Linked DNA regions of Homo sapiens: all the other regions are linked to region 2. The links are chromatin loops, found by intact Hi-C in ENCODE. Cell type or tissue: MCF 10A. All regions are shown on one strand.

Region 1 (8,000 bases), 440 kb before region 2:
TGTAGCTTTAATGGAAGCAAAAAATGTTTCCTGAATGAATACAGTAACTTACCATTTTTTCACTTCTTCCACTTACTCATTCATTCCTTCAGCTAATATGTATTGACCATCTGCTATGTGCCCAGGCATTGGGGATGAAGCAGTGAACAAGACAGACACTGTCCCTGCTCTCATGAAGCTCAACGCTCACTGGAGCTGAAAAACAGGAATAATATCATCTGCTTTATAGGCCAACTTCTATTTTTTACAAAAACCTTTTACTTCATGTCATTATGTTTGAGGGATGTAATTTGAGTCTGTATCATGGATAAATCCAAAGGCCAACAAAGTTCTGTGGTAATTAGTTTTCAGACTATAAGTATAAAGAGATTCATGCTTCAGTAATTTGTTATGGATGTTAGCCTACTTTTTAGTCTTTAAATTGATATATGAAGCCAACTCCATTTATTTGTAATATATACATATTATATACGTATTAAGCTTTCAATAATTATTTTTCAGAACCAACAAGCCAAAATAGCACAATTGTACCTCCCCTTTGTTGGACTACTTTTGGAAAATATACAGCGATTAGCAGGTCGAGATACCTTGTATTCTTGTGCAGCCATGCCTAATTCTGTAAGTAGTAATGTGTTTCTGTTGGAGTTTTATCCTATTTTATTGAATGCATTTGGAATTGGGGTCATATGCTATATGATCTCAACCTTAAGAGTTCACTTTTTTTTTTTTTTTTTTTTTTGAGCCAGAGTCTCGCTCTATCACCCAGGCTGGAGTGTAGTGGCACAATCATAGTTCACTGTAGTCTCAAACTCCTGTGCTCAAGTGATCCTCCTGCTTTGGCCTCCCGAGTGGCTGGGACTACAGGCATACGCCACCATGCCCAGCTAATGTTTTTCATTTTTAGCAGAGACAGGGTCTCACTGTGCAGCCCAGGCTGATCTCAAACTCCTGAGCTCAAGGAATCCTCCCCTCTCAGCCCCGTGAAGTGCTGGGATTACAGGCATGAGCCACCGTGCCCAGCCAAGAGTTCAGTTTTTACTCCATGTACACTGTTTTTCCTAATACAGTGCTTTGCAAACTTTAATCTGCATATGAATCACCTGGGGAATTTGTTAAAACAGGTTTTTTTTTTTTTGAGACAGAGTCTCGCTCTGTCGCCCAGGCTGGAGTGCAGTGGCGTGATCTCGGCTCACTGCAACCTCCGCCTCCTGGGTTCAAGGGATTCTCCTGCCTCAGCCTCCTGAATAGCTGGGACTACAGGTGCCCGCCACCATGCCTGGCTAATTTTTTTGTATATTTAGTAGAGACGGTGTTTCACCATGTTAGCCAGGCTGGTCTGGAACATCTGACCTCAGGTGATCTACCCACCACGGCCCCCAAAGTGCTAGGATTACAGGCGTGAGGCACCACACCTAGCCAACAGATTTTAATTCAATAGACCTGGGGTGGGACTTGAGAGCATGCATTTCTAACAAGCTTTTGGCTGCTTCTGGTCCAAAGATTGCACTTTGGAAAACAAATTCCAAGAGAACACCACAAATCCTTTGAACGCTGTGTTTTCGTTCTTAACATTTTCTGTTGTTGTATGGCTTCATACATTTATTCAACTTAAACTGAACAAAAGATTCTCTACTTCCAAGATATTAGGCACTGGGGACTAAACTGTATTCCTTTGCTTCTCCTTTCCCTTAGTAGTCTCCTTCAGCACTTCTTGGTGAGACTCTTTTAGTTTATCACAATTGGTCTGTGCTTTTTTTGCTCCCCTTAGAATTTTAAGAATTAGAAGGAACTTTGGAGGTGATCAGTCTCCTATTTGGCAAAACAACCTTTTGCCATTGTAATAATTTAAACATTCCTTCTCACATTAGACCTAAAAGGTTTTCTATCCACTGGTCTTACTTTTGTCTTCTAGAGACACATGAAACACATCTGTTCCCACCTCCAAATGTACCCTTTCCACTTGTGCCTTCTAAATTTTTCTCCAAGCCACCAAATATCTCCACTAATCTGTCATTCCAAATCCTTTACTTTTTTTTTTTTTTTTTTGAGACAGAGTCTAAGTCTGTCACCCAGGCTAAAGTGCAGTGGCATGATCTCAGCTCACTGCAATCTCTGCCTCCTGGGTTCAAGTGATTCTCCTGCCTCAGCCTCCTGAGTAGCTGGGACTACAGGCATGCGCCACCACGCCCGGCTAATTTTTTTTGTACTTTTAGTAGAGACGGGGGGTTTCACCATGTTGGCCAAGCTGGTCTTGAAATCCTGACCTCAAGTGATCTGCCTGCCTCAGCCTCCCAAAGTGCTGGAATTATAGGCATGAGCCACTGTGCCCGGTCCCCAAAACCCTTTGCTTTCGTGGTCACCCCTTTTCCAAATATGCTTCAGTTTACCAGTAACCCTATTAAAATACAATGTCCAAATTATACACTTTATAGTCTGCCCAGTGGACTGTTAACTTCTGCCCCCATCCATGTTCTGTATGGCCCAAGATCACCTTTGCACTTTGGCTGGCCACGTAATATTGTTGGGTAGCAGGTTAAACTGTGTCATTTACAGCTTCCTCTGCAAATTCCCCCTATGAAATGCTACAGCCAATTTGTCATGCCTGTCCTGTGTTCCTGAGGACGTTGCTTTTAAGCTTTTCTAGTGGCTTGCTTCCCTGTGACTCCCAGTCATGTCAACTGGCTGAATGTGGATACTACACCTACCTGAGTGTCAGGCTGGTCTCACTTTACAAATACAGTATCTCATGCTTATGCTCCCTCCACATAGATTTGACAGCATTATTTGGAAATATTTCACTTCTCTGTATTCTTTGCAGCTCAAGTTTCCCTAGGGCTTCTGGTCACACACCTTCTTCTAGCATTGCCCTGGTTCTAAGGAGGAGAACTGAATCATGTTAAGACTTTACCAGGCTGGGCGCCGTGGCACATGCCTGTAATCCCAGCACTTGGGGAGGCCAAGGCAGGAGGATCACTTGAGTCCAGGAGTTTGAGACCAACCTAGGCAACATGGGAAAACCCCATCTCTAAAAAAATGAAAAATTAGCTGGGTGTGGTGGTGTATACCTGTAGTCCTGGCTAATCTGGAGGCTGAAGTGAGAGGGTCACTTGAGCCCAGGAGGTTGAGGCTACAGTGAGCTATGATCATGCCACCGCACTCTAGCCTGGACTACACAGCAAGACCCTGTCTCAGAAAACGAAAACAAAAAAGACTGTACCAGTTGCAGCTGTACCAGTTGCAGCTATCTAGAATTATGTCACTTGGCTAGAGGTCATGGTTACAACAGTATGCTAGTAGCTTTTTTTTTTTAAAAAAGAGTCACCTAAATACTAATTACTAGTATCTGATTTAGACTTTCACAGTGAGCTTTGTTTAAAATCAATGTAACATTTTATTCTGTTAATTCAGATTTCTTATCCTATATACGAATTTGTTTAAATGACACAGGTATCATATTCTGTTACAGGCATCCAGAGATGAGTTTCCATGTGGCTTTACTTCACCTGCCAATAGAGGGAGTCTGAGCACTGACAAAGACACCGGTAATTAAACCTTTTGGAGATGATACATTGCGTGGGTGTTTAGACATGTACCCTCTACTTCTCAGTATTTTTGATATATTTCATAATAAAGACCATACATAGCTTGATCTCTACTAAAGTTTAATTAAAATCTGACTTATACTTGCAGTCAAATTTATTTGCCTAGGTTTCCTTGTCTAAGCTTATTTAGAACATAGCTTGGCATACTGAGAAAATAGAGGATAATGAGAAAAATACTGGTTTCCACTCTTCTTATCTGTCACCAGTTTTAAGCCAGATACTCCCATCTATGGGCTCAAGTTTCCTTGTCTATAAAATTGTCTTTTAAATTGTGTGGCTTTATTTTACGGCTTCCAAGGAATTTCTTGTCATTTTGTACATGCTAAAGTGTTTTGAAAGGTGAAAAGTTGCTTCACTTTTACATGGTTTCTTATGGTGTTTTGATATAATAAACTTCACATTTTAGATGTCCAAGATCTATTCCCTACATTAATGTCTCTACTTAAATTAGTTCCGTACTTTTTAAATATTTCTGACAGTTCCCCCTCTTGCCAACAAGGGCTTGACTTTTTTTTTTCCCCAGCTTATGGGTCTTTTCAAAATGGACATGGAATTAAGAGAGAAGATTCAAGAGGTTCCCTCATCCCAGAAGGAGCAACAGGATTTCCAGATCAGGGCAACACTGGTGAAAATGTAAGAACTTAAATATATAGGATGACCCTAGTGACACATTAGCCTGCAACAATTTTTTTATAGTATAAATATGAGCATCTGTACTCACCTGTAGTCCATCCTGGCTCTGCGAAAAGCATCCCATAATTCTTAGATATTTTAGCAGTATCTTCCTATAGTGGCAGCTGCTACTTCAATGTCTTAAACTATTTATAGAGAATAAGGCATTCATCCTCAAGAGTTCTAACTCTGAATATCTCCTTTAACCCTAGCACGCTATTTTAGTGAGGAGAAATTCAAGTTTAAAATATCTAATGTGCCTTGTTATTTAAAACGAAGCACATCCTGGCAGGATTAATGCAGTCTTTCATTCTTTTGTAATAGAGTAATGATATTAATTTGGGAGGAAAAAATATAGGTCCCAAAATTGACAATCTTAGGGTCCCAGCATCACTTAATCAGAATATATCCTCCCAACTCTTCTATCAAGTCGTTTCACGCCTACCATTAAAGTTTGAGATGTGACTGCCTTAAGGCAGAAAGACCTCATTTTAGACGAGTAAAGTTTTGCCATGTTGTTATGTAAAATCATTGAATCGTATAAAATTATATTAGAAGGGACTATAAGAACAATAAATTCCAACTCTCAATTTACAAATGAAAATTGGGATTATGACTTAGAACAACCAGCTATGGCAGGACCATACTCGAACCCAGATTTTCTAATATGAGCACTTTGTCTCCTATATCATGGTGCTCTTAGTGTACATCAGCATCACCTGGAGGGCTTAAAAAATAGATGTCTGGGCCTCACCCCAGGGTGAGATTCAGTAAGTCTGGAATAGGGCCTGCTAACATGTATTTCTAAGTTCCCAGGTGATGTTGATGCTGCTGGTTGGGTATTGTTACCCTTGAGAACCAGTGGACTATACTTCCACTGGTTCCTTGAGCCTTTGGGTAAACAGTAATTTATTCACAAATGTTTCTCTTTTACACCATTTAGAAATTGTGACAACAGGTACTGTCATAGCTAAGGCAAATAAAGGTCAGAGAGGTTGAATGACTTGCTAGTAGTCACATAGTAGCTAGGCAAGCAATCAGAACCTAGGTCTGTTTGCTCCAAGTAAAAGTTCTTCCTTAGTAAATTCCACCCTAGTCAATGGTGCATCCCCAGTTTAGCTCAACTGAAAGTATTAGTTTTTAAATTTTTTAGATTATTGTTATTCTATTCATATAAATCCCCAAATAAGTCAGATCTTGTCATGCTTAATTTCTGATATTTTTTAAAAAGTCATTAAATAATAGGAACACATCAGTACTTTGTAGAGGTACTAATTTTGAAGTATTATTGGGTACTCCTAAGTGTAATTATCGTAATATAATTAGCCCATTTTTTAATTTATTTATAGTTTTTAGAAATAGGGTCTTGCTCTGTCACCCAGGCTGGAGTGCAGTGACACGATCAGTGCTCACTGCAGCCTTGAACTCCTGGGCTCAAGCAGTCTTCCTGCCTCAGCCTCCTGAGTAGCTAGGACTACAGGCATGCACCATCACACCCAGCTAAATTTTTTTTTTTTTTTTTTTTGTAGAGACAGGTTTTGCTATATTGCCCAGGCTGGTATTAAACTCCTGGCCTCAAGTGATCCTCCCACCTGAGCGTCCCAAAACGCTGGGTCTACAGGTGTGGGCTACTGCGCCTGGTTTTATTAGCCCTTAAGATAGATTTTCTAATGTATGATTTGGAGGTTGGATTTTAATAAACTCTAAGGAAAGATTCAAATGAAAAAGTTTAAGATGTTTCTTATGCTTTCACTCCATGTAAAAGCTATCTTTCCTTAAATAGCCATGATTATTTTAAAATTTTACCACTAAAACACATGGCATATGAGAATGAAACACAGTATTCATGGCTATATCTTTGTGAAGACTCCAAGGTAATTTCTAGTGATATTACTAGCTATTACTAGGAAAGAAAGATTCAGCCCATTCACCTTCAAGTTGTGATATAAAATTTAGATTTATGTTTAGAATTTTCCCAAACAGATCTAATGATAAAAAAAGAGTTACTGAGTTAAAGGCTGTGGAAAATTGTACTGATACTATTTCACGAACATCCTGTCCTTACAGACCCGACAGAGTTCTACAAGGAGTAGTGTATCCCAGTATAACCGCCTGGATCAGTATGAAATCAGAAGCCTCCTGATGTGCTACCTGTATATAGTAAAAATGATTTCAGAAGGTGAGTTACCATCATATTAAGCATGGACTGTACTAGACATACACCCTCACAGGTTCACAAATTCATGCAACAATATTTGATCATCATCTGGAGGCAGAGCACATGCACATTATAAACAGTTATTTGGAGACTCTGACTTTAAAATGTTTCTTAAATTGAACTTCAAAATAGGTTCATGTCAGTCACACAAGTTCGAGTCTTTGAAATAATTTTAACATAATTTTGCAAATGAATTTCTAAAATGAGGCAATGGTTTTAGAAGTGCTAAACATTTTGTTTTCATGCAGAGCATTTAATTCATTAAATGACCAATGTAACTGAAAGGAAATAATAACCACCAGAATTCATATTTAATACTTCAGCTTTTATTTAACCCAGGATTTGACAAATAAGAAACAAAAAGACAGGAAGAGTTCTTGAAGGGTAGGGAATGTCATCATTATCTTTGCAGCAACACTGTATGATATTGTCTGGTATCGCGTTCTTTGTCGGGCTCTGTTTTTTCTCCTTGGTATAGAGCCGTATTTACTAGTGTCACCAGTTCCTCTTTACACTATATGATGGAATACAACCGAAGGACTTTCATAAACTGCATGTCCTCGGGAAGTAAAAGCAGGTTATTTCCAAATACCACATTTACTTAGACAGTTCCCTCCCTTCTCTTCCTTTTCGCAATACTTTTGCTTAAAAAAAAAAAATGCAAAAATGGAAAACATAAAAGCACCTGGGATCATCATAGTGATTGCTATCTTTTACTCATTTTCTATTTTTTTATTTTTAGTAATTATTTCGTTTTAAATATTTTATAATAATGCAGGATGTAAAGACATAAAATAAGTTGATATCTAAGTAGCTATAGAAACATTAAAATAAATAGCTAGATATGAGTAAATTCTAAAGTTCATTAATAAAATAAAAATAACTGGAATATTCAAGTTCTAGGAATGTACGATTTAGCATAAATATCAAACATTATGTTGTGGAATCTGGAAATTGCTAACATTTATGGAGTTTCTTCTTAAGGCAATGAAAATGTTCTAAAACTGTGGTGAAGGTTTCCTTAGTCTTTGAATAAACTATAAACTATTGTAATATTGTGGGCTATTTATGTGGGCATTTTTATGATAAATGAATCTCTCAGTAAATGTTTTTTTTTAAAAAGAGGCCCAATCTTTATCTGTTCTCCACTCCCATTGCCACTTGACTAGCCTTAAAAAAAATAGGTCCAAGAGATACATTAGAAAAAAAGCAGAAGTGAACAAAAAAGCGGTTGAATACCACCACAGCCCAAAGAATGAGGGAAAGAGAGAGAAGGTAGGAGGAGGGGAAAAGCTGCATTGCTGACTAGTTCTCTCCCCTCCTCCACTGTAGGTCTCACACACACATACACACACATATACATCACATTCTATACTAACCAGAGACAAGTCTCTGGTTGTTATTTTTAATGTCATGGGTAAAACCATGACTGTTTTTGTTTTGAAGATGGAGTCTCACTCTGTCGCCTAGGCTGGAGTGCAGTGGCAGGATCTCAGCTCACTGCAACC
Region 2 (8,000 bases):
GATGAATATTTGGCACTTGTGAAAGGTGGGGGTTTGCTAATGGTGATAGTTCAGGAATTTTCCCTGGAGACTCTTCAAATCAGAGGTAGCAGGCCTTTATACACATGTAATTCTATGATTTTTCCATATGTGGGAAAATTTATATTTGGCTAAATGTGCAGCCAGCTGCTTGGCAACATTTCCCAGGAGAGCTGGGATTGCAGTAAAAAGTGACCATTTCTGGCACTGTTTTTGGAACACCCTAGATTGGCTTCAATGGTTTCAAAGGAACATTTTTGCACAATTTCCTCAAAATTAATTATCCCAATTCATTTTATACCAAAGATAATTTAAGGCAGGAAATGCCCCCTGAAAATCCTTCTATCTAAATTGTATTTTATCCCCAGTTCTTCCTCCACAAAACCGTCTTAGACTCACTTGGCCCACAGTGAGCTCTTCCTGTGAGAATTCCTCCTGTATTTATGATACAAGTTCAGGTGGCCTTTCAGAGGCCATGTAATTTAGCACATTCTTCTGGGTCTATGTTCTTGCTCCGTTTGTCAGCGATTGGCTCTCTCCCCAATCAGGCTGTCTACTCCTTGAGAATAAGGTTGGTGTCAGATAACCTTAGTCATACTCCTCCCCCAGCCCTCTCAGTGGGTTAGCATAGTTTAGAACCAAACGTGTGTTCAAAAACATGCAATTGAGAATGGGCGTGGGGATGACATAAAGTCTGTGTCCCTGTAAAGCGCTTAAAAAATGGCTTCAAGAGCTCCTTGCACAAACACCAATTGCAATTTTCTCCTGGATGCTAAAACCATGTGTACATTATGTTGGGCTCTGTATTTAACCAGCCTGAAGTCTAGACTTATCTTCCCTGGGCCCTCAGCCAGAGATTACAGAGAAAAAGCAGCCTTGGGTGAATGTCTTGTTTGGAAGCGGAAAGACCTTGTTCAAGTGTTGGTGTAGGAACAGCAGCAGACAGGAGCTGAGCTACCTCCCTACCACCCCTCACTGGGGAGTGATCAGTAAAAAAGGAAATTTCTATGCACAGTAGATTGTGAGATTGTGCTCTATTGGCAGCTGCTGAGTAGTAGTGCTGAGATAGAAACCAAGGCAGGTTGGATCCACAAGCTGTGCTCTCAACCACTAGGTTACACTGTCTCTGACGATGGTCCCCTGTTAATGAACATACTTGCTGTTTCTGGTTTTCAAACATTTGCAGTACTCTTCCTTCGTTCATTGAGCAGGGACTCTCTCTCTCTCTTCTTATCTGTCCTATCTATCTTTTATCTGTCTATCTATCTACCTATCTATCTATCTATCTATCTATCTATCTGTCTTTTTTTTTTTGAGATGTAGTCTTGCTCTGTTGCCCAGGCTGGAGTGCAATGGTGCGATCTCTACTCACTGCAAACTCCACCTCCCGAGTTCAAGCAATTCTCCTGCCCCAGCCTCTCGAGTAGCTGGTATCACAGGCGCGCATCACCACACCTGGCTAGTTTTGTATTTTTCAGTAGAGACAGGGTTTTACCATGTTGGCCAGGCTGGTCTCGAACTCCTGACCTCGGGTGATCCACCTGCTTCGGCCTCCCAAAGTTCTGGGATTACAGGCATGAATCACTGCTCCCAGCATTTTTCTTTCTTTTATCTGTCTATCGTGTTCCCTGTTATATCCCCGGTGCCTGACAATGGTTGCTAAGGAAAAGTTGCTGAAAGAAGTCCCTCTTGTATCCCTACAGTGCTCTGTGATTGCCTCTGTCATTTTACTTACCATGCTGTGTTGTATGAGGTGGGGCTGCACTTATTTCAGACATTTCTTTGTTTCATGGAATTTTTTAAATGAACCCTAGTAGGAGGGATGCATCCATACCCCTCAATCATTTTAGTGATATTGTCAATGTCTTTTGGCCAAAGATCACTAGGCACACACATGTTGATCAACCTGGGTTTATTACTTGTTGAAGTGAGGGGGCATGTACACCGTGAAGAACTGTGAGGCATCTCAAGAACAGTATGTTAGAAAAGATTTGTTATAGGATTTGGGCATTGGCTAGATGACTGGGGGAAGGTCAAAAAAAGCTATGGTTTGCCCTATATTGGATGCTGTCAGACAGTAGAACAATTCTGTGATCAAGTATTTCAATAAGTTTTAGCTAGAGGGAGGGTAGAGTAGAGGGAAGCTACAGCTCTAGTTAGTAAAGAGTAGCAGTCATTCATTTTAGCTGGGAGAGGGATGTTTTGTCATTTCTGTGGTTTGGACAGTGTTCACATTTTGTCTGGTTTCAGCCATTACAGAGTTATCTTGCTTCTGCCTTGATCCATCATAGTCACAGAGTTGCCTTGTCTGATATTGGCATTCTGTGGATTTATGTTCAACAGAACAACAAGACCTAGTTTGGTGTTGCTGCTAGTGCTAGGCCAGCTCCTAGCAACAGCAAGGCCTAGCTGATGGTACTAGTCCAACTCCTGGATGGTAGGAGATGCTTTTCTCTTTCTCATATGAGTATTTTACCAGAAGGGCATGTGCAGGGAGCTACCTTAAGTGCATTTCAAATAGGCTCCTGAATACCTCCATCCATCCCACAGGTGTTCTACCTCCAAAGCCCTGTTCTCTGACCCCACTGCATTGCTCTGTTTCCATCTATCCAACCCCTGCTCTATTTCTGGGCCAAGTCCTACCTCTTCTACGAAGACATCTCTGACCACTCCACACCAAAATACTTTCTCACTACTCTGATCTCGGTGCCTTTACTGTTTGATCTGTTTCTTTGACATTTTCTGGTTATATCAAGACTCTCCGGCTCACTACCATATCCTAAGGCCTAACACTACATATGGTCTAGTGAAGCGGTAGCATGTACTGCTATTTAACCTTTAATGCATAGGTTTTGTCCCCCCAGCTGAACTCCAAGCTACTCGAGGGCAGGAATTATATGCTGAGGACCCATATGTTGCTTATGTGCCAGGCTTTGTTCTAAGATTTTACATATATTAGTTCATTTAACACTCACAACAAGCCTATGTGATAAGTGCTCTTATTATCTACATTTTTCGTATTTTAAAAAACCCACTGAAGTTCAGGGAGGCTAAATAACTACCCAAGATCACGCAGGTACTAAGTGGCAGAGCTTGGGTTAAAATCCAGGCAGTTCAGCCCCCGAGTTTGACAAATTCTTTGTTTTATATTCACAGCAGGGACATCTGGAATTAAAACGTACCATCCTCTGGAGAAAGTCATCCTTATTCATTTTTTCCCTGGACCTGAGGTGCCTCTCAAGGAGTTGGAGAAATCAGAATCTCCCTAATAGAGATGAGCTCAAGGGTAAAAAAAAAAAAATGTGATGGATAAGATCTAAGCTTACTACACAGATAAATGACTGCATATTACCCGCATACCAAAGCACTTTTTCCTTTACAAAACCCTTGCCTGCAAATTCCTTCAAAGAGAAAGCACCCTAATGCATTTCAAATAAGCTCTCTGTATGCAACATTTCCCTTTTCAGCCCTCCCGCATCTCTCCCCACCCGCTCCAACTGTCAGTGGAGTGGCTTGAGTGGGAACTGCTATAGGTTTTTAGAACTTATGGTAGTGAATGTGTGTCCTTTTAACTTCCAGAAGACTCTGGAGGTCAGTGGGCTGGTGAGGCAACCTGTTGCCAAACAGTGCCAAATGGTCATTTGAAGCTAAACCAGCCCAGAGGATGAGCTGTGGGCTGTACTGCAAAGGGAGTTGTTTGGTTGTTGGCATGGGGCTTCCTGAACTAGACCTGTCAAAGAGCCCATGGAGCTATCTTGAAATGTTCTTTAGTTACAGTCCTTTACAGTAGCTCCTTCAATTGCCCCATCGATAGCCCTGCCATGAGAAACAAGAACCCCTTCTGCAAGCCATTTGGAATATAGAGGAAGGGGAAATCATTATCTATCTATCTATCTATCTATCTATCTATCTATCTATCTATCTATCTGGCCAAGAGTGGCCTGATTTTTGTTCTCATTTCTTTGAACTGAGGTCCACTCCGTTATAACCTTGCTTTGTTCTTTCCCAGTCCTAGACTGCCATAGATAGTGGGCTTGCAGCTTTGTATGGAGGCATTCATTGGGCACCAGTGCACTGACAGTCTCTGAAGAATTATTAGGTCAGCTGGTTCCAAAGCATTTCAGGCTGATTAAGGCCCTGGAAGAATCTTTTTCCTAGCCCCTTCTGTTACCTCTTCCGTGCCTTCCCCTCCAGTTCACTCAGAGGCTGGTTCATGACCAGTTGCAAAAAGCAGGGTAGTAGCGCATACGAATCTTCTCTCTAAATCCTCTTCAGATGTATTTCACTTATAATACGTGTTCTTGAAAATATGCATTAATAAAATTGTGTTTGCTTGAATAGAGAAGCTACCATCACTGTGTGGATTAGAATGGCATTGGTGTAAAAATCTATGAAGATAATACATGCCAAGTTAGATCAATGCAGTTTGGTAGGTGGTATCTCCTTAGATCCTCACAATGCCACCCTTATCCTCCGGTTACAAGTAAGGAAACTGAGGAAGAGTGATTCCCAGAAAAAGAAGAGGAAGACAAGATAAAGAGGTAAAAGATAAGAGAAGAAAAGTACGGGAAGTTTTGGGCAGAAGGTAAGAGGATATTGGTAGAGCTTTGTGGGGGTGGGTTAGGAGAGGTGAGGGGAAGCTTTTAGGTAAGGACAGATGTCCTTATTGTGAATCTGGAAGGGCACAGAAAAGAAACCAAAACTTAAACATTTCTGGAGGCACTGCCTGGGCCACCCTCCTGGAATGAGAAGATCTGAGGTCAGAGTAGCTAAAAAAAAAAAAAAAAAAAAATCCTTCTATAAATTATGCCTTCTCTTGGAGCGAAGTGCGACCTCTACTCTGAAACAGAGTCATACAGCACCACTCAGTGGCAGTCTCTCGGTAGTGCACCGAGAGTGTCTGCAGCAGCCACCCGGACCCAATGAATCAGAACCTTGAAAGACAGAGGAGAGGCGGTTATGTTATTTTATTTAATCCCCACGAGGTTTTGATGTGATGCCACATTTGAGAATTTCAGGCCAAACTTGTGCTTTCTCTATGATATGAAGACTTTTTAATTTAATCCCCATGAGATTCTGATGTGCTGCCACATTTGAGAATTTCTGGCCACACTTGTGGTTTCTCTATGACATGAAGGCTTTTTCTGATGCCAATCAGTGTGGCAGGAGGCACCTGGGCAAAGCAGAACCTAGACCCTCTCTTTGCTCTTTGCATTCTCTTCTCAGGAGTTTCCTTCTTTCTCATCAACTATCACTTCTCAGTGCATGATTATGTATTAGGTGCTGTGGTGATATAGCATGGCACAAGACAAACAAGATGTCTGTTCTCATGGAGCTTACAGGGAGAAAGACAGCAAATCTATACTTACAGATGGTGATAGGTTCTATGAAGGTAGTAGACAGATATGGCAGTGAGACAGAAAATAACTGAGGTCAGAGAAGGCCTCTTTGAGGAGTTGACATTGAAGCCAAGACTTGAAGGTTGAGAAGAAGCCAGCCATGGGAAGAGTAGAAGCAAGGTCTTGCACACCAAGGAGCACAGCTTGGCAAGAGGACTGCAGGCTAGATTTCGGCCCACCCTACACCTCAGCTGGATACCTTTGTGTAGAGAACAATCTGCACGATCTTACATGAGAGTAGGGGGTAAGGGGATTGTTCCAGCAGATGGAATTTCATGTGTAGGCAAGAACATGTATTCTAGAAATTATGAGAACAGTGCCAGGAAAAGACTAGATCACAAAGGGTCTTATGGGGTAAGATAAGGAGTTTGTATCTTATTTAATTCACAAGAAGCCAGTGAAGGTTTTTAAACAGGATGACTGAAAGATATGAATTATATTCTTTAAAAAACTCTCTAGTTGTGCAGAGAATCCACTGGAAGGGGAAAAACCAGTTAGGAGGCTATTGAGTAGTCAAATCAGAAATGCTAAAGGTTTGCATTAGAATGAGAGTATTAATAGTTGAAGAGATGAGAAGTGGACAGATTTGAGAGACGTTTAGGAGGTAAGCCGACAGATGGAATGGATGTAGAAAAGAATTAAAGAGGGCAACCAGGTTTCCGATGAAAGCATCTTGGTGGGTAGAAGTGCCATTTCCTAAGAGGAAAGAACAAGCAGAGAGGAGGAGCAAATCCAGAATGACATTTTAGCTACTTCAAGTTGGAGAGATCTGTGAGATACTCAAGTGGAGATGCCAAGTCAAATTTGTTATAAACTTGGAAGAGGGGTTTGAGACACAGATATCAATTTGGAAATTATAATCATTGGGTTATCTTCAAGGCCTTGAAACAAAGATTAGATCACTGAGGGAAGGGAGTATAGAAAGGCAAAGTCCCAGAACAGAGCCCAGAGAAACTCTAGTTTGGGGGAATGAGGTAAAGAGTGGCCAAAGAGGAGAAAACTCAGAAAACTGTAATGCCACAGAAATCCTGAAAGGGGCTGTTTAAGGAAGAGTAATGTGGGTAGCTGCTGCTGAAGGATCAAGAAAACTGAGAATAGAAAGAGACTGATGGCTTTGACCACATGGTGGTCATTGCAGACCATAGTCGGAGCAAGGGCACCAAACTGGAAAAATAAGAAGTGGTGGTCAGAGTGTGGAATTCTTAAGATTTTTTAATCTTGAGATTTTGGGAGTGATGTATATTTTCATTAAGAAAGGTCTAGGATCCTTGGCATGGTCCTGAGAGTAAGTGGATGAGGTAGGGTAGATGGCAAATTATTGGAAATGTAGAAGCTGAGAAACAGAAACGTTTGTGTGTTCAATGGCAAAATTGTCAAAGATTTAGGGTGGAGGGAAAGTGTAGTGAAACTGTGGTTGCCAAGCAGTCTTGAGCGTGCTCATGACCACAAATTTTTAGTGAATTTAGTCAACCAACTTTCAATATTTTTATCTGCTTCATTTAGTGGCAAGGAAAAAGTAATATAGTGCAATTCAACTAGAGTTTGGGGTTTTGCCTAGTAGATATGATAGACAGCTAAGAGGAGAAAGGGAATGGAGTGAGTGAGTAGGTATCAGTTTCCTATTGCTGCTGTAACAAATCACCACAAACTTTGTGGCTTAAAATACAGACTTAAAATATTAGAGTTGCAGAGGTCAGAAGTGTCATTGAGCTGAAATCAAGGTGTGGGCAGAGCTGTATTCCTTCTGGAGACTCTAGAGGAGAATCTGTTTCTTTGACTTTTCCAGCTTCTACAGCCTGCCCACTTTCACTGGCTTATAGTTTCCTTCCTCCATCTTTAAAGCCAGCAACATCAGGCCAAGTCTTTCTCATGCTGCCATCTCTTTGGTTCTCTCTTCTAATTCCCTCTCCCACTTTTAAGGATGCTTGTGACTGCATTGGGCCTATCTGACTAATCCAGAATAATCTCCCTATCCTAAAGTCAACTGATTAGCAACACTAACTCCATCTGCAACCTTAATTCCCCTCTGCCAGGTAACCTAACAGACCCACAGGGTTCTGGGGATTAGGACATGGGCATCTTTGGGGAGGCCAGCATTCTGCCTGTGATAATAGCAACACATAATGGATGGAATTTAAACTGGGTAAGTAGGCAAATGAAGAAGATGGTAGGAAGGTAGAGTGAAAAAGTGGCTAGGTCAGCAGATTGGGGAAATAATCTGATGGGATTGAAACATTGTAGCAGTAGAGAAGAAATTTTCTAAATGGTGCCATTTCTGGTAATGGAAAAGGCTAGTGTAGGACCATGGGGGTAAGTATCTGATGTAAGTTTGTAGAAAAGATCAGATGAGGAGGTCACGGAAGTGGAATTCCAGGTCATGGGATAAGTCATCCCTGTGGATGTTAAAGTCACGAAGAATGATGAACAAACTTCAGTGTAGGAAAGAAGACTGATGATGCAAGAAAGGCATAAACCCCACAAGCTAGATAAGCCTGTAAGTGAAAAGGAGCCTGTGGTGGTGCAGACTTGCCCAGAATCAGAAGGATGGAGCCCTGACATGCAACTCCACTCCCAGGGGCTGAG
Region 3 (8,000 bases), 150 kb after region 2:
CAAATACATATTTGAGTGGGTATCTGAACACAGTAAGTCTTTAGGGGATTAACTTAGGGAGAGGTCAGGGACAGTTGGGCTACTCAAGGAAGCTGTTTTCTCCTGACCTCATTACTCTCTCACTGCACCCTGTTTTTTCCTTCACTGCATTTATCACAATGTACAATTATTACATGTGTTTGATTACTTATTTGATGTTGATGTTTCCCAATAAACTAAGTTTCATGACGCCAGAGTCCATGTATGTTTTAACCACCACCATGTCTCCTGTACCTAGAACAGTGCCAGGAAGATGGTAGGTGCTCAATTAAAGAATTAAAAAATAAATGAAACTGAGTTAAAGAATAAATGAAAGAAGAATTCAGGAGTGATGTGGTGGATGTAGGTGTGGTGGATCCTTTTGAAATACCTTGTGTTTTTCAAAATGGCCTGAACTGATGTGATGGATGTAGGTGGGCCTGAAGGATAAGTAAGAGTTGAGTTGGTAGGCAAGAAAGCTTCTAAATGGAAGGGAATCCTGGGAAACTCCAGCACTTGGTGGTGGAAGATGCAGCGAACAGGGTGCAATAAGTAGATCCCTTGGTCTGGAAGAACAAGAGACTGTTTCTGTAGTGTAGTTTACATAGGGGAGTAGTGAGAAGACTGGTAGGGGGTTGTAGTGAATGGCTTTGAATGCCAGGCTATCAGGGATTCATTCTATTAGCTTAGGCTTTGGCCTCTATTAGCATGCAAATATTCCTGGGAAAAAATTATATATTCTCAGCCAAGTATAAGTGTGTATAAATTAGTTTACTTGCTCTTTGCCTTAGAAAAAAATTTGCCAGAGGGGAAAGCGATAGCAGGAGGCCACTGGAAAGAGAAAATAGTGCCCCGAGATAATCAAAAGCATATAAAGGGGAAGGGGAAGACAAACCTTACTTATCTCCAGGGTTGTGATGGTCCAGAACCTGAACCTCAAACTTTCTATAGTTTGTTTCATCACAAAATGACTCTTCTTTATTAAAAGTGCAGGCAAGGAATACGGGTGTTAAGGAGGTTTTTAATCACTGAATAAATCTGTTACCTGTTTATAGGTCTGATGAGTGTTTGAAATTTGTTTATCTTGATTATCTAATTTATTATCTATGGTTTCCTGTGTCATTAAAAAAATCTTTGTAAACATCGTTTCTGATGGCTGCATGACATTCTATCATATGGTTGTCCCATAATGTAACTATTCTCTTAATGGTTCTCCTCTAGTTATTCACAAGGCTGACATGAATAATATCTTTGTACCACAATCTTTATCTGTACTACCACTATTTCCTTAAGAAAAATTGCTAGACATGACATTTTTAGTACAAAAGACCCAAAATTTCTTAAGGTTCTTTCATCTTGCCAAACTGCCACCCAGAAAGGCCAGAGCAATTTTTCCTCCTCACCAGTACATGAAAGAGCTTTATAATGTTGAGGGTCATGATTTTTAAAACATCTTTGCTGCCAGGCACAGAAAGACAAATACCACATGTTCTGACTTATGTGTGGAATCTAAAACAATCTAACTCATAAGAGGCAAGAATAGAATGGTGGTTACCAGAGGCTGGGGGTGGCGGTGGGGGTTGAGAATGGGGAGATGTTTGTCAAAAGATACAAAGTTGCAGTTATGTAACTGACCTAAGGCTTCTTCCTGCCCAGTGCAAAAACAAAATAAATTCAAGACATTACAGTAAAGAAAGAGTTTAATTGACCAGAGGCGGAAGTGTTGGAGGTTAGGGGTTTTTCAAAGATAATTTCGTGGGCAGGGGGCTAGGGATGGGGAGTGCAGTTTAGTTGGATCAGAGATTAAATCATAGGGAGTCGAAGCTGTCTTCTTGCCCTGAGTTGCTTCTGGGTAGGACCACAGGAGTGGTTGACAGGTCCAGGTGGAACTATCGGTGGCAGACATGCAACGAACCTGAAAAAGTATTTCAAAAGGCCAATCTTAAGTTCTGCAATAGGGATGTCATCTGCAGCAGTAATTGGGAAAGTTGCATATCTTGTGACCCCGGGAATAATGGTGGGTAATTGTTTACGTCTGCACCTTAGCAGAATTCAGGCTCCTCTTATCCTCTTAGCCTGGTGGTCTGTCCTTAGCTTTACAAAGGCTATGAGTTATGGTGAAAAACTATTATCATTTAAGCTATAAACTAAATGCCTCCCAAAGTTAGCTTGGCTTAAGCCTGGGATTAATTAAAAGCAGCTTGAAGGCTAAAGGCAAAAGGGAGGTTGGCCAGATCAGATCTCCAGTCCCCCACCACGTTGCCATAATTTTCTCACTGATATATTTTTTGCAAAGGAGGTTTCAGTTGGGAGAAATAAATGGTAACTTATTTCAGTAAATGATGTGATTGTTTTTTCCCAGATTGCAAATCATCCCTGTACCACTTATTGAATAATCCTTCCCTTTCCCATTGAATTGTGATCTTTCCTTTACCTTATAAATTCATATATATGTATGTATACACTTGTACATATACACACATATTTTTGCTTTATTTTGTTTGTAGGCTCTCTATCTGACCCATTGATCTGCCTCTTCTTGCAGCACTATCACTGCTTTAAATGTTGCAGTTTTATAATACATTTTGATAGCATTACTCCTCTGCCTCAAACTTTTCTTAGCTATTTAACTTAGTTCACATTTCCAGACAAATATTACAATCATTTTGTTAGGAGGGCCGGTTCCTGCCCAGAGCCTACCTAAGTTACATGTTTTGGGTGCTGCCTAATTCATCTACTTTGATCATGAGACATACTCATCCTCATAATGAGAAATGCAAAAGCCCAAATAAGCCAGGCTCTAATTCTACCTTTGGCTTTCACACCGTCTTTGGCTCCTAAAGGGAAGTATCAAAAGAGGGAAAATATTTTGTCCACACTGAAGAGCTGAAATGAAAAGGAATCATTTACCATGCCAATCGTATTTTTTTTATTTTATCACAGAACAATTGGAATGTAAATCAATCATTTTCAAAGTATATCTTTCCCTCTGCCTGAAGTGGAATTACTCTCTAAAGTGACAAACATTAGTATCTTATCTATGTATTTATTTTTGTTTCATTACTAACATCATGGAATTACATTTACAAATGCTCTCAGCTTTGTCTCTGTGTCTATGGAAACATGAATTACTTAGCCTTTTGGAGCCTCAGTTCGCTCATATGGAAAATGACAATAATGACTCCATTGTGCAAAATGCCTGGCTCACTGTTGACCATCAGTAAATGTTGGCTATATTATATAATTATGACAGGTAGTAGAGCATTTTGGTTCAGAGTACAGCCTCTGGAGCCAGGCTTCTTTGGTTCAAATCTTATCTTCATCAGTAAATGATTTTCTGATCTTGGATAAGTTAGCTAAACTGAATGTGCCTTGATTTCTTCTTCTGTAAAATGTGTTAATAAAATTACTTGCTTTATTGGTTGTAAGAAATGAGTTCACTCTGTCAATGAAGAGTCAAACTGTAAAATATTTGAAGAGATGTATTCTGAGCCAAATATGAGTGGCCAATGGCCCATGACACAAGCCCCAGGAGATCCTGAGAACATGTGCCCAAGGTGGTTGGGCTACAGCTTGGTTTTATACATTTTAAGGAGACATATCAATTAATACAGGTAAGATGTACATTGGTTCTATCTGGAAAAGTGGAGACATCTGGAAGCAGGGGCAGAGGTGAGGGGGTTGCTTCTAAGTCATAGACGGATTCAAAGATTTTCTGATTGCCAATTGGTTGAAAGAGTTATTATCTAAAGACTTGAACTCAATGGAAAGGAATGTCTAGGTTACTATAAGGGATTGTGGAGACCAAGGTTTTGTCATGTAGATGGAGCCTCCAGGTAGCAGGCTTCAGAGAGAATAGATTGTAAATGTTTCTTATCAAACTTAAAGAGTCTGTTCTATCAGTCTTCTTTTTTTTTTTTTTTTTTTGACAGAGTTTCGCTCTTGTCTCCCAGGCTGGAGTGCAGTGGCACAATCTTTTGGCTCACTGAAACCTCCGCCTCCCGGGTTCAAGTGATTCTCCTGCCTCAGCCTCCCAAGTAGCTGGGATTACAGGCATGCTCCACCATACCCAGCTAATTTTTTGTATTTAGTAGAGATGAGATTTCACCATGTTGGTCAGGCTGGTCTCGAACTCCTGACCTCAGGTGATCCACCTGCCTTGGCCTCCCAAAGTGCTGGGATTACAGGCGTGAGCCACTGCGCCTGGCCTCTAACAGTCTTAATGTCTCTGTATTGATATTAATGCTGGTCAGCTGTGCCTGAATTCCAAAATGGAGAAGGTTATAATGAAGCATGTCTGACATCCACTTCCCATCATGGCCTGAACTAGTTTTTCAAGTTGGCTTTGGAATTCACTTAGCCGAGGGGAGAGTCCATCAGTTCGTTGGGGGGTTAGAATTTTATTTTTGGTTTACAACTCTATCAAACATGTAGAACAGTTTCTGGCATATATGAGGCACTCAATTAATTTTAGCTATTCTTGTTGACAGTATCCTTGGTGATAGTGTTATTGGCGATCTTAATCCTTATTATTTGGGCAACGACACAATCAAGAACATATTACCTCATAGCACCATCTAGTGCTTATTTTGGAAAATGCCAAATCCCTTTCCCTTGAACAACAGTCATTTGGTGAGGAGAATTTTTAAAATTCCAATTTTAGGAATACAAAAGGAGTTTGGAAATATCATGATTTCAAATTTTCTCCAGCCTATCTGGGCTTTTATTTATAAATGTCAGGGATCTTGGTTGCAAAAGACAGAAACTGACTCTGGCTGAATTTAGCAAATTATTGGGCATTTCACAGAATCAACAGAAAGGCAGGTAAACCAGGATAAAGAAATGATCAGGAATCATGGGAGGACCTCAGTCAAGATTTGCCATAGGACCAGCTTGGTTGGTATGTCACTACTGGCAACAACCACCTTCACTGCCTCTACACACCACCACCACAAAACACTGCTACATCTGGACTCTACTGATCTGACATTCTGGTCTGCTAGATGCAGTTTCTATGAATGAATTCAAAATGGCCACTTTTTGTATAAACCTCTCAAGATCCAAAGTCTTCAGTAAGAGCCTGGGTCCCCTATGGACTCCCTGACCACTCAGGGCTTGTGGAGAGGGAATATGTGCTTCCCTTAGTTTCCACAGTAAGAGGCCTCAGCCTTGTTTTCCAGGCTCACAATGGAGGAATACCTCAAAAAAGAAGAGAGTTTGGACATCCACATCAAGTAGGGTTACTGGATAAAATACAGGAGACACAGTTAAGTTGGAATTTCAGAAAAACAATGAACACATTTTTAGTATGAGCATGCCAATATTACATGCAGCATACTTATAGCAAAAACTTGAAAAGATGAAAATGCCCGGTTTAAGTGTGGAGGGTACAGTGAGACGAGTACTCTTGCATATTACTGGTTGGTATGCCCATTAATATACTCAAGTGGATTAAAAATATTCACAACTGCTGACCCTCAAATACTGTTTTTAGGAATCTTCATAGCCTATGACCCAAGAGCTGAATTTTAAGGAGTGTATCCTAAGAAAATGATCAGAAATAGGCAAAATAATTTGTATGCAGAGTGCTCATTGCAGTTACTGTTCATAAAGAAAAATTGGAAATAAATCTAAATATGCAAGATAAGAGAATGGCCAAATAAATTGTGGCAAATACATATGATAGCATCTTATACAGTCATTAAAAATATGTTCATGAAGAATTCTAGATACGTGGAAAACTGACAAAGAAATGTTCAGAGATAAGAGCAGGGCAGATAATAGCATATACAACTCACTAACTGTAATCTTAGGCTACTTAACCTCTCTCTACCTCAGTTTACTCCTCCGTAAAATGGCATAATAATAGTAATAAGAATGGAACTTGGAATAGTGCTTTGCACATACCAAGTGTTATGTGTTGGCTGGAGTGTGTGTGTGTATATGCAAGTTTGAGGAGGGGGCAGAGGAGACAGAGATGGCAGTCAAGGGACTTTTGCAATAATTGCAGCAACCTAAGTCAGTGTTTCCATGTCTCAGTCTCTAGTTTCATGGTTGCTGAGAGTCAGTTTATGGTGGCAGTGGTAGTGGCTCAGCTTCCCTGGGCTGCAGGTATGGTGTTCTATTCTTTTGTTTTGTTTTGTTTTAATTCATCATTGTCTTTATTTTATAGTAGGAAAACTAAGGCATTTCATGAAAAATGAAGTCAATTGTACAATGCATAATACAGTCAAAGATCTTGACACAGAATTGGTGTCTTAACTATCATTTCTCACCTTTAATCAATAAACATTCCTCTTTAAAGACAATGAAAAATTACTTATGTTAAATATAGAAAAAATAAACATCATTAATTAAACACTACATCTGTAACCTCTTTACATTCATTAACACTCAGGAGTAAAAACAATAATGATTTTTGCTATGGCTTCGTGTTTCTTTAAAACATTAACTAAAATAGATTTCTAATTTGGGAAACATAACTAATGCTATTTGGTTTTTAAAAGAATTGTATCTTAATCATCAAGCTAAAGACATAGCAAGAAAACAATGACATGGTCACTTGAAGGGTGTCTCAGTCTAATTTTCACCATCTAATAAGACACCCTTAAAGTAATTCCAACAGAAAGTCTAAGAAATTCATCGATCAACTTCCTAAGCACATCAGGGAAGGTGCTAAAACAGTGGACATCAAGAACAACAGCAGCAGAACATCTTATTTAAACTTTTGAGATAATAAAACAATACAGAAGTGGGAACCCTTGTGAAATTTTTTTTCTTGTTTTGGTTAACAAGATCATTAATACTTTACAAACCTCATACATGTGGCACACTGTAAGGTTTAAAGAATAAAATAAGGGCCTTTCTGCCCATGGACGCCGCCGAAGAAGCATCGTTAAAGTCTCTCTTCTCCCTTCCGTCATGTCTAAGTCAAAGTCTCCTAAAGAGCCTGAACAGCAGAGGAAGCTCTTCATCGGAGGGTTGAGCTTTGAAACAACCGATGAGAGCCTGAGGAGCCATTGTGAGCAATGGGGAATGCTCACGGACTGTGTGGTAATGAGAGATCCAAACTTCAAGCACTCCAGGGGTTGTGGGTTTGTCACATATGCCACTGTGGAGGAGGTGGATGCAGCCATGAATGCAAGGCCACACAAGGTGGATGGAAGAGTTGTGGAACCAAAGAGAGCTGTCTCAAGAGAAGATTCTCAAAGACCAGGTGCCCACTTAACTGTGAAAAAGATATTTGTTGGTGGCATTAAAGAAGATACTGAAGAACATCACTTAAGAGATTATTTTGAACAGTGAAAAATTGAAGTGACTGAAATCATGACTGACCAAGGCAGTGGCAAGAAAAGGGGCTTTGCCTTTGTAACCTTTGACGACCATGACTCTGTGGATAAGCTTGTCATTCAGAAATACCATACTGTGAATGGCCACAACTGTGAGGTTAGGAAAGCCCTGTCAAAGCAAGAGATGGCGACTGGCTTCATCCAGCCAAAGAGGACAAAGTGGTTCTGGAAACTTTGGTGGTGGTCTTGGACGTGGTTTCAGTGGGAATGACAACTTTGGTCATAGAAGAAACTTCAGTGATCGTGGTGGTTTTGGTGGCGGCTGTGGTGGTGGTGGTGGATATGGTGGCGTGGGGATGGCTATAATGGATTTGGTAATGATGGAAGCAATTTTGCAGGTGGTGGAAGCTACAGTGATTTTGGCAATTACAACAATCAGTCTTCAAATTTTGGACCCATGAAGGGAGGAAATTTTGGAGGCAGAAGCTCTGGCCCCTATGATGGTGGAGGCCAATACTTTGCCAAACCATGAAACCAAGGTGGCTATGGCGGTTCCAGTAGCAGCAGTAGCTGTGGCAGTGGCAGAAGATTTAAATTAGGAAACAAAGCTTAGCAGGAGAGGAGAGCCAGAGAAGTGCCAGGGAAGCTACAGGTTACAACAGATTTGTGAACTCAGCCAAGCACAGTGGTGGC

What was found. A loop is a pair of places that touch in the nucleus more often than their neighbours do. Peaks named below come from ENCODE experiments on the same cell type or tissue, not always from the same donor. Only the 100,000 strongest peaks of a DNase experiment are listed, where the experiment ranks them.
Region 1: a loop joins it to region 2, with 26 times the contacts of the local background. A loop is called at or near these places in 2 of 110 quality-filtered maps.
Region 3: a loop joins it to region 2, with 12 times the contacts of the local background. A loop is called at or near these places in 4 of 110 quality-filtered maps.

What each region holds. Positions count from the first base shown.
Region 1 is chrX:118,624,038-118,632,037 of GRCh38, forward strand. It overlaps DOCK11 (dedicator of cytokinesis 11), which reads left to right. Exons shown (of 53, transcript NM_144658.4): 32 at 502-618; 33 at 3,467-3,542; 34 at 4,126-4,235; 35 at 6,342-6,453. Among named protein-coding and RNA genes, the nearest start is that of IL13RA1, 100 kb to the right of the region's middle. In MCF 10A, a CTCF peak has its summit at 3,501; no DNase peak of the experiment used is centred here.
Region 2 is chrX:119,062,346-119,070,345 of GRCh38, forward strand. No RefSeq gene overlaps it. Among named protein-coding and RNA genes, the nearest start is that of CT47C1, 6.6 kb to the right of the region's middle. In MCF 10A, a CTCF peak has its summit at 4,885; a DNase peak (open chromatin) is centred at 4,886.
Region 3 is chrX:119,213,843-119,221,842 of GRCh38, forward strand. It overlaps the pseudogene NUDT19P1 and the pseudogene HNRNPA1P28. Among named protein-coding and RNA genes, the nearest start is that of PGRMC1, 18 kb to the right of the region's middle. In MCF 10A, a CTCF peak has its summit at 4,606 (motif pointing left); no DNase peak of the experiment used is centred here.